2 separate regions of the Mus musculus genome follow, and region 2 is linked to region 1. A link is a loop called in an ENCODE intact Hi-C map of the cell type or tissue named here. Cell type or tissue: heart. All regions are shown on one strand. Each heading gives the region's core, and the rest is flanking DNA. Links, peaks and the distances in the headings are about the cores only. Region 1 has its middle 32 kb from the start of Rptn. Region 2 overlaps Tchh (trichohyalin).

Region 1 (5,373 bases), core at 193-5,192:
TGTGCACTGAGGTCAGGAGAAGTGTTGGAACTACTATCTCTTCTGGTTAGGGACTGCTTTGAGACTTGGGGACCTACTGCTTTGTGATGTCAATAGGTATGGGGAGACTGTAATTCCTCACTAAGTGCCATCTGGGGTCAAAGTGTGTGTGGGGAGAGTCATTCCCCTAAATGCCCAGTGAGGTCAGGCTGTGGGTGGAGACTTGAACTCACCACTAAGTCGAGCTACTTGGTGTGGAGGTGCCCACCCCAAAGCTGGCTGCCTGCTGTGCAGCTTGTCCTCCTCTGCAGCTCATCAAGAAAGCACACAAGGCCAGTGTGGTAGGTGCTCCATGGTTTGTGCCTCTCCATTTCCTCTTCCTTCTCCATACTTTTTCTCTTTCTTTTACATCTGAAGTGACCTGTGTTGGCACTAGACACCCCAAGACAAAGTTCTCTGGACACACCAGAAGAGGGCATCAGATCCCTTTAACAGGTAGTTGTGAGTCACCATGTGGTTGCTGGGAATTGAACTCAGGAAGAGCAGTCAGCACTCTTAACCACTGAGCCATCTCTCCAGCCCCCACAAAGGAGATTTATTTGCCCCAGAAGGACAAAGGACCAGGAATAAGAGAAAAAGACAGAAGACAGAGGACAAGGCTGAAGGAAAAGGAACAAGGGAGGGATGGGAGCAACAAAGGATTGCCTCTGCATAGAGAGGAGATAAATATGACCCTTAGGGAAATGACAGTTTATAAAGGGGAAAAGGGAAACCCCATGTTAGGATGAATTGGAAATGGTTTTAAATATGCTTCAGTCATTTGTTTTACATGTCTGTGGAGTGCAGTTCTCAGTGCTAGTTTATAAAATCAAAATATCAACCTACTGAAGATGCTCTGACCTGAATTAATGGTCATTCAACAAGATTAACTCCTTACATAAAATAAGCAAGCACATCTACCACTTTAGTTGCAAATTTACTTTAATCTTACATAAATGATAGCATTATATTTATAACAAAGAATCATTTACAAACAAAATTATGGACACAGGCCTGACCCGTTAGGAGTCCCAAAGCCTTAATCAGGCCACGCCTCCTGCAGCTCTCTTGACAACAGACTTAAGAAGCGACTGTGCTATGTGACTTGAAAACTCTAAATGTATGAAAGCTGCTCTTTGTCAACCATGCTGCGCTGACTAGATCACTTCCTGCCAGCCCTCCAAAACTTAAAAAAGTTAGATTTCTTGTTTGTTCTGGGGATTGGCCTAGAGAATTCTCAGGGAGATTATTCAGAAGACTCACTGGGACACCGACCCCCAAACCCCAACCCCCACACCCCGCACCCCACCCCTCTCATGGTGATTTGTCAATTCTCCACTGGAGAAATGAGCCAGTTCAAGACAGATTAGATTATATAAAGTGCAGGTTTATTGAGAAGCTGCTCTCGGGCAAGTTCACTGGCCCCAAAGACCCAGGCCAGGGAAGTCCCCATTGGACCGTCAGGAAGGGGGAAGAGAAAGAGAGAAAAGCTGCGTGTATATAGAGAGAAGAGAAGTAGAAGAGAGCAGGAGAGAGAGGAGACCAAAATGTTTGGATCATATAGGAAAGAGTCGGTGGGGTGGGCAGCCCATTCCCTGGGCTGGAAAGTTAAGGGTTGGGGGCAGGGTTTGCCAGGTAAGGACTGAGGGATGCTGGGAGAGCCTGGAGGTCAGGGCTGCTTTGATATGTAAATGAAACCAAACTCTCATCTGTCTTTTTTTGGCTTGAACACTTACCTTAGTTTTACTCCCCCGTCCCCCTAAATTAACTTAGATTGATTTATGTGCAAGTGTGTTTTACCTGCATGTATGTACATGAACCTCACGAATGCTCTGTGTCCTTCCTGGGCTGAAGTTACTACGAATGGATGGTTGTGAGTCACTGGGCTCTTATCTCCTGAGGAATCTCTCCAGCCCCCCCTTATCCTCATCTGAGTGAAGGTCTCCCCCGTGTTTTACTTGAAATCCCATTTTAGCTGTCTCTCCAACCATTGTTCCTTCTCAAGCATATTGTACCACCTTGCCTAGTCATTGTAAGAGATTTTATTCCTGAAAGAAATTGTGTGTCAGCTTCCTTTCTGGGTTGAGTGCAGCTGTCCTTCGTTCTCTTTTATGTAAATACTATCGGTAACGCATATTTCAGGAGAAGCCCTGGTCTTTCAGAGTTAATCTCTAACACCAGCGCAGGAGCCAGAAGGTTAGTGAATATTGCCATCTACTGGCAATTTTGGAGAATTACAGTCTATGTCATAGTACAGGAAGCTGTGTACTTGGTCACCTACGACTCATTCTTGAGAGCTTCTTGGTTTTGGAATAGTCAATTGGTATCAGATGAATTCCCGTCACTAGCCTAAACTCCATGTTTGGTTTAATTATACTATTCCCATGATCTTGACAGTAAAATAATATTGATTTTATATTCTGGAGGCAAAATCCCTAGGGATGTAGGAATAAAGCTGTGCCTGACACACTGCATGTTATGATATTAATCCTTTTCAAGCTATCTTTTTGTAGATGAAAACCAGAGGCACTTGGCTTTGATGAACCTAGTTAACTGCTACAAGTCCTACTGTTAACTTTTAAAACAGCTGTTGACTGATTGACACACATCATCATCAACACCACCACCACCATCATCATCATCATCATCATTATCATCGAGGGTCCTGGGGGGCTGGGGAACCACTTTGCACTGAAAAGTTTAATTGTATAGTGTTTACCACATGGTATTGCCCTTTCTTAAAACTCTTTGATTTGAGTTCAGAACTTCAGCTATGTACCTCTACATTGTTCTTGTCCAAGAAGAGTGAGGAGTTGTTGTACTTTAGAATGTGCCACCCAAGGGATCTGGTGTGAGGGGAAGGAGGAAATGCTGAAGCAAGGGTAATTGTGCAAAACAACTCCTCACTCTTCTTGGACAAGAACATTGTAGTGGAATATAGCTGAAGCTCTGAATTCAGATCAGGATAGCTGGATTATTGGCTTAGGCCTTTGAGAGCTTGCAACAAAATCTTCAGACTCAGGCCCTCCAATCCTCGTAGCTCTACTCAATATCAAAAGAAGGAATTGTTTCTCACTTTATAAAGCACATTACAAAAATATTGCAAATAAATGAAAACACAACACCCCAAAATTATCCAGACCCAAAGTCTGTATGACTCAGTAAACCTCTATACAGCTAGAATGGGCATTCGGAACATTAGCTGTGGAGTTCTACTTACTTTCATACTTCCATCAATATACAAAATATGCATAAAATATATCGGACACTGAAAGTGTAAAAAAGGGAAAGAGGCGAGGATTTTTGAAGTCACTCTACATTATGATTCCCCCCTCTAAAAGAACCATTGGAATGTATATCTATAAAAATATTATAAAGAAATTGACTTTTGTGATTTGGGCAAGCCCAAAGTTTACAGCAGTGTGGAGATAGACTCAGAAGCAGTAGAGACACATGTCGTACGGTGGCTGCAGGAGCATTTCTGTTTGCTCAAGGAGGCCAGCTGTTCTGCTCAGGCCTTCAGTTGATGGGATGAGTCTCATTATTGGAGGGTGGGGGGAATCTGCATTATGCTGCTTAAATGATTTAAAGGTTAATTTTATTTAACAATTTCATTTAAAAAAAAGTCTGTCAAGGCCACACATAAAGTCAAAGAGCACTCTAATTTATTCCTTTTGACCTTGTGAAGCTTACTTTTTTTTTTTTATTTTTTTATGATTTTGAGTACCACCTTACTTTTTTTAAATTTACATTTTATCCTTCATCTTCCACGTCCTGGTACCTCAGGCATGAAACACCAGGCCCGTCTGCTATCATAATTTTTGTTGTATCGTGGGCATTATATACTTAATATTTTCTTAGATCTATTGTTACCTACTTAGAAAGAGCTTGGTATTCAAGGTTTATGATAGTGGGTGCATTTTTTTTTTTTTAAAGCAAAATGCACAAGAATAACACTTGAACAGATATGCAGCACCTCCTACTCCGTTTAAGTTGTCTGGGTAGCCAAGGTGCCCACGGCTCCGGCTGGCCACCAGGAGGCGCCACCGTCTCCTGCACAGGGAGCTAGGATGGAAGCAGAGGAAGTTTTGAAGCTGTAAGCTGCACAGGACAGATAGCTTCCTCAGCCTTATCCAATCAAGAGGGTCATTTCTGTCAGGGGCCAGTAGGTTTACCAGGACACTCCCCTGCAATGCAGAGGCTCCCGTGCCCACTGGCCTTCTCAGAGGGGTGACTGCTGTGAGGTGACAGAGTTCTGTTGGCGCATGTCCATTACTCTGCACGAGGAAAAGGCCAGGGTAGCAGCCTTGGGGCCCTCAACTTTCCAAGTCACTTGCTGTAACTGAGGGAAATGGGATAACATTTGAAATGTAAATACAGAAAATATCCAATTTAAAAAAGAAAGAAAGAAAGAAAAGAAAAGAAAAGAAAAGAAAAGAAAAGAAAAGAAAAGAGAAGAAAAGAGAAGAAAAGAAAGAAAAGCCACTTCCGGGGTAAGGGGCTGCATTTCCGGAACCGTGCTTGTGTTTACCACTGCTTTCGGCTCCAGCCGTCCAGAACTGGTTAGCAGGTACAAGATTCTCTGGTGAAGGTCAGGAAAGCTGGTTGCAGTCTCAGTGTTCTGGAGGAAGAGACAAGCAATTTACTGAGGTCTACACAGTAAGTTCCTGGTCAGTCAGAGGCCACAAGGTGAGACCCAACCAAACTAAAACAAATGAAAGAGTGAACTGCGGAATCCCGAGCCTCGGTTATATTTGGTGTAAGGTCATACGTGGCAGGTCAGGACTAGGGTCCCATAGTACGGACCAGCACATGTGCTTCAGCACCTCCCAAACAATCCGTGCACACTTGGTCTTTAATTTTCTTATTTATTAGTCTAAGTTGTAGGTTTTCAAAGAAATGCTCACCTATTAACTGGTGACAATACATCAATGGGCTGGATGTGAGAATTGAAGGAAGGAATATATAAAAGTGCTTAAGTTAATATCTGCTACATAAGACCTCAGTGCAAGGCACTTAACTGTCATTATTGTCCTTCACAGGAGATTTAATTATCTTTTCCCCAGGACCTTTGGAGATACCTAATTTCCAGCATTAGGGTACTTCTTCTTTTACTGGAAAACCTGGTTGTTGGGAAAGGTAAGTATTCCCTGTAACTTTTACCCCTGGCATCTCTCGTCACTTCAGTTGCTTAAGCAGATACTAAAGAGGGTTGACAGCAGGTGACCCTGGAATACTAGGGATGTTTGCCCTTGCTGTCTCCTAATTATTGAATAATTGACCCCTTACTATTGCATAAGGCTTAAGAGAATATTGGGATAGACCAATGTGTCAGAAACTTACCTTAGGGAGAAT
Region 2 (5,373 bases), core at 275-5,274, 86 kb before region 1:
TACTCAATTAAATAATAGAATTTAATACAATGATAATAGAGTGGCATGGGGTATCTGCATTGTGTGATAGTAATGTAACATTTAGACTAATTATTATTTAGCATTTTCTCATTCAGGCACCTCATGGACTATGTTGCTTCAATCACTGGGTCATTAATTATGTCTATAGAGCTGCTCCTAAATTTTAGGTCATGTTCCATCACTGGCTTAAGTACAAAGTAGCTACTCCTTTTTTTTTTTTTTCCCCCGAGACAGGGTTTCTCTGTGTAGCCCTGGCTGTCCTGGATCTCACTTTGTAAACCAGGTTGGCCTAGAACTCAGAAATCTGCCTGCCTCTTCCTCCCAAGTGCTGGGATTAAAGGTGTGCGCCACCACACCCGGCTAGCTACTCCATTTAAAAAGGCAATAGCAACATTGGGAGTGCAGTATGCCATGACTAGTGTGAGTCACTGCAAGAAAGAATACAGAAAGCAGTAGCATTAAAAACAAAACACTTAGAAAGAGAGTCTCTGTGGTACTGGAAATAATATAAGGGTCTCCTTAACCTCATCCAACACTCATTGAAAACTTTTTGGCCCCTGTCTTAGTCAGTGTTTCTATTCCTGCACAAACAACATCTATTCCTGCACCAAGAAGCAGTTGGGGAGGAAAGGGTTTACTCAGCTTACACTTTCATACTGCTATTCATCACCAAGGGAAGTCAGGACTGGAACTCAAGCAGGTCAGAAAGTAGGAGCTGATGCAGAGGCCATGGAGGGATGTTCTTTATTGGCTTGCTTCCCCTGGCTTGCTCAGCCTGCTCTCTTATAGAACCCAAGACTACCAGCCCAGAGATGGTTCCACCCACAAGGGGCCCTTCCCCGTTGATCACTAATTGAGAAAATGCCTTGCAGCTGGATCTTGTAGAGATATTTCCCCAACTGAAGCTCCTTTCTCTGTGATAATTCCAGCCTGTGTCAACTTGACACAAAACTAGCCAGTACAGCCCCCAAATAAGACAGATGTTTACAGGGTCTTGAGAAAGTTCCCTCTAAAGCAATATATACAAAAGTAGTAATATTCTCAAACTCAACAAAACTTGGGGAAATGGAATAGCAGTTTTAATTTGAATTATTTGAGCAACATTTGCTTTTGCTTTATGAAATTTTAAGTGGTACTAAGTATAGAAATATAATGCCAATTTCTAATTTGCTGTCCAAGTCTTACTCTTTTTTTTTTTTTTTTTTTTTTTTTTTTGGCTTTTTGAGACAGGGTTTCTCTGTATAGCCCTGGCTGTCCTGGAACTCAGTTTGTAGACCAGGCTGGCCTCGAACTCAGAAATCCGCCTGCCTCTGCCTCCCAAGTGCTGGGATTAAAGGCGTGCACCACCACGCCCGGCCCAAGTCTTACTCTTAAATAATATAGGAGTCACCTTAATTGGGAAAATTTGTAGAAAAAAAAATCAAAGTTTCTTTCTTCCTTTCTTATTTGGACATAGCTAATAGTAAAACTACCATAAGATATTGGGAATACATGAATTTCCAGACTATATATGAGTTATGATAGGCACATAATTAAAACAGACAAGAAAAAATATTTGCCAAACATTTATTGATTTTTAACAGTCCAATTATTTGAACAAGAATGTCTTCCAGGTAGTATAAAGCCTCAAAGTACTGTGAGCATCTAAGTATAATAAAGAGACCTCTAGAAATTTGTCCTCTGTTCATACATTTCCCTTTTCCTTTTGCCATCACTCTGTGAACTTTTATTGGACCCAAACAAGACAAATGTTTACAGAATCTTGAGTAGGTTCCCTCTAAACCAAAATGTACAAAAGTAGAAAAATTCTCAAACTCAATAAGACTTGGGGAAATGGAACAGAGTGCTACAACTACAGTTTTAAATTTGAGTTGTTTGAGGACCACCTTGCTTTCACTTCATGAGATTTTAGATGATGCAAAATATAAAAAATATAATGCCAAATTATAATTTTCTGTCAAGCATTTCTCTTAACAAGATTTGTTCAGTTATGAACTGACTTCATATATTATTTTCTGCATAAATCCTCTTCCTCCTACATTATCTGAGGGATCTAAGTTTCAGCCTGCTGATGGAATCTGTCATAATTTTGCAACAAAACCTAAGAAAACCATTTGGAGGTAAAGACAAAATTTAAGCCAAAGAAAATGTCAACTTGAACTCATAAAATGAAAGCTTTAGATAAAATGATCCACCACTAAAAGTAGCGATTCAATTACTTTGAATATCAGATTGCTTGCATTATTCTTGTTATTTAAGAAGGCAATAAACCAATGTGCTCCTCAAAGAAAATTCGTTCAAAAAATTAAATGGCTTAGTTTTAAAAGTGCACATCATATCTTCACTAAAGAACAAAGACATCTTGCAAAAAAGAACTACCTGTGGAAGAATGAAAGACAGGAATTAAAGGAAATGAAATTAGTATAGTTTAAGATTCTGTAAGAAAAGACACATTCTAAGATCAGAGAGTTTTCCCACAACCAGAAACACTTGAGTTATCGCTGGATACCCTAGTGTTTCTCATTTTCTTTTGCTTGAAGCTTTGGCTGGTGCCAGGATGTTTGCAGCATCTTTTAAGGGCGGTATTGAGACCTCTGCTCCTGGATGTACTCATAGAGAGGGCTGGAACGCACTGGGACATTGGCAAACTGGCGTGTACCAGGCTCCAGGATTTGGCGGCGCCTCTGCTCCTCTTGCCTACGACGGATTTGCTCTTCTTGGAATTTTCTCTCCCGCTCTTGGCGACGTCTTTGTTCCTCTTCTTGACGTAGTTCTTGTTCCTGGCGACGAATCGTATCCCTGGCAAACTGCTCCTCAGCCAGGTATTGACCATCTCGCTTCTCCCTGCGCAACTGCTGTTCCTCGCGTTCCTCGCGTGGGTGTTTCTCTTCCCGGAATTTCCTGTCACGCTCCTGGCGGCGGCGCTGTTCTTCCTGGCGAAGCTCTTCTACCTCACGGAATTTTCTGTCACGCTCTTGGCGAAGCTGCTGCCCTTCCCTTTCTTGCCTGAGCTCTACTTCCTCGCGGAATCTTCTGTTGTCACGCTCCTGGAGACGACGCTGCTGTTCCTCTCTTTCCAGGCGGAGTCGCTCCTCTTCCCGGAATTTCCTGCCACCCACCTGGCGGTGCAGCAGCTCCTCCCTTTCCTGACGAAGCTCTTCTTCCTCAAGGACTCTTCTGTCGCGCTCCTGTCTCAACTGTTGCTCGCGTTCCTGGCGGCGGCGCTGCTGCTCCTCAAAGCGAAATTGTTCCTCCTCACGCTCCAGGCACCGCTGCTGCTCTTGCTCGCGCTCCTGGCGGCGCCGCTGCTCTTCCTCACGCTCATGGAGACGCTGCTGCTCTTCCTCACGCTCCAGGCGGCGCCGCTGCTCTTGCTCGCGTTCCCGGCGGAGCTCTTGCTCCCGGCGGATCTTTCTGTCCCGCAGCCGCTCTTCCTCCAGTTCTTGGCCGAGCTCTTGTTCCTCACGGAATTTTCTGTCACGTTCCTGGCGCCTCAGCTGCTCTTCCTCCAGTCCCTGGCGGAGTTCTTGGTCCCGGCGGATCTTTCTGTCCCTCAGCCGCTCTTCCTCGCGCTCCCGGCGGAGCCCTTGCTCCCGGCGGAACTCTTGCTCCCGGCGGAGCTCTTGCTCTCTGCGGAGCTCTTGCTCCCGGCGGATCTTTCTGTCCCGCAGCCGCTCTTCCTCCAGTTCTTGGTCGAGCTCTTGTTCCTCACGGACTTTTCTGTCACGTTCCTGGCGCCTCAGCTGCTCTTCCTCCAGTCCCTGGCGGAGTTCTTGGTCCCGGCGGATCTTTCTGTCCCTCAGCCGCTCTTCCTCGCGCTCCTGGCGGAGCTCTTGCTCCCGGCGGAACTCTTGCTCCCGGCGGAGCTCTTGCTCCCGGCGGAACTCTTGCTCCCGGCGGAGCTCTTGCTCCCGGCGGAGCTCTTGCTCCCGGCGGATCTTTCTGTCCCGCAGCCGCTCTTCCTCCAGTTCTTGGTCGAGCTCTTGTTCCTCACGGAATTTTCTGTCAAGTTCCTGGCGCCTCAGCTGCTCTTCCTCCAGTCCCTGGCGGAGTTCTTGGTCCCGGCGGATCTTTCTGTCCCTCAGCCGCTCTTCTTCGCGCTCCCGGCGGAGCTCTTGCTCCCGGCGGATCTTACTGTCCCGCAGCCGCTCTTCCTCGACGCATTCCTGACGGAGCTCTTGTTCCCGGCGGAATCTTCTGTCCGGTTCCTGGAGGCGCAGCTGCTTTTCCTCGAACTCCTCATGACGGCGCTCTTCTTCCTCATGGAATTTTCTGTCGCGCCTGAGCTCTTGTTCCCTGCGGAGCTTTCTGTCCCGCAGCCGCTCTTCCTCCAGTTCCTGGCGGACCTCTAGTTCCCGGTGTAATTTTCTGTCACATTCCTGGCGGCGGCGCTGCTCTTCCTCTCGCTGTCCGCGAAGCTGCTCCTCCACCCTCAAACGGTCCCGCTCTTGGCCACGCTGCTCTTCCTCCAGTTCCTCGCGGCGCTCTTCTTCCTCATGGAATTTTCTGTCCCGTCTGAGCTCTTGCTCCCGGCGGAATGATCTGTCCCGCAGCTGCTCTTCCTCACGCTCCAGGCGGCGTTCTTGTTCCCGGCGGGATGGTCTGTCCCGCAGCTGCTCTTCCTCACGTTCCTGGTGGCGTTCTTGTTCCCGGCGGGATGGTCTGTCCCGCAGCTGCTCTTCCTCACGCTCCAGGCGGCGTTCTTGTTCCCGGCGGAATGGTCTGTCCCGCAGCTGCTCTTCCTCACGTTCCTGGTGGCGTTCTTGTTCCCGGCGGGATGGTCTGTCCCGCAGCTGCTCTTCCTCACGTTCCTGGTGGCGTTCTTGTTCCCGGCGGGATGGTCTGTCCCGCAGCTGCTCTTCCTCACGTTCCTGGTGGCGTTCTTGTTCCCGGCGGGATGGTCTGTCCCGCAGCTGCTCTTCCTCACGTTCCAGGTGGCGTTCTTGTTCCCGACGGAATCTCTGGTCCCGCTCCTGACGCCTCAGCTGCTCTTCCTCACGCTGCTGGCGGCGCTCTTGTTCACGAGATTTTCTGTCGCATTCCTGCCGAAGTTCTTTCTCGCGTTCTTGGAGGTGCTCCTCCTCCTCTTGGAATTCTCTCTCTTGTTCTTGACGCCGCCTCTGCTCTTCCCGTTCTGTCCGCAGCTGCCTTTCCTCCTCAAGGAACTTGCCCTCTCTCTCCTGTTGCCGTCTTCTCGATTCTCCCTGGAGCTGTTCTTCCTCCTGGAACGTCTCATCTCGTCTTCTGGCTTCCCGTTGGTGCTCTCGCTGAAACTGCTCTTCCTCTAGGATCTGACGGTCGCGCTGCTGTCGACGCCTCCTCTCCTGCTCCAGCTCTCTCTTCTCTTCCTCT

Evidence for each region. Peaks named below come from ENCODE experiments on the same cell type or tissue, not always from the same donor. Only the 100,000 strongest peaks of a DNase experiment are listed, where the experiment ranks them.
Region 2: a loop joins it to region 1, with 6 times the contacts of the local background. A loop is called at or near these places in 2 of 42 quality-filtered maps.

What each region holds. Positions count from the first base shown.
Region 1 is chr3:93,358,960-93,364,332 of GRCm38, reverse strand. No RefSeq gene overlaps it. Among named protein-coding and RNA genes, the nearest start is that of Rptn, 32 kb to the left of the region's middle. In heart, for the core only: CTCF peaks have their summits at 2,243 (motif pointing left) and 4,054 (motif pointing right); no DNase peak of the experiment used is centred there; H3K27me3 peaks cover 75 bases.
Region 2 is chr3:93,445,276-93,450,648 of GRCm38, reverse strand. It overlaps Tchh (trichohyalin), which reads right to left. Exons shown (of 2, transcript NM_001163098.1): 2 at 1,572-5,373. The coding sequence ends at 2,595. Among named protein-coding and RNA genes, the nearest start is that of Tchh, 5.6 kb to the right of the region's middle. In heart, for the core only: CTCF peaks have their summits at 2,967, 3,215 and 4,408; a DNase peak (open chromatin) is centred at 3,018; H3K4me3 peaks cover 2,683 bases; H3K27ac peaks cover 856 bases; H3K27me3 peaks cover 849 bases.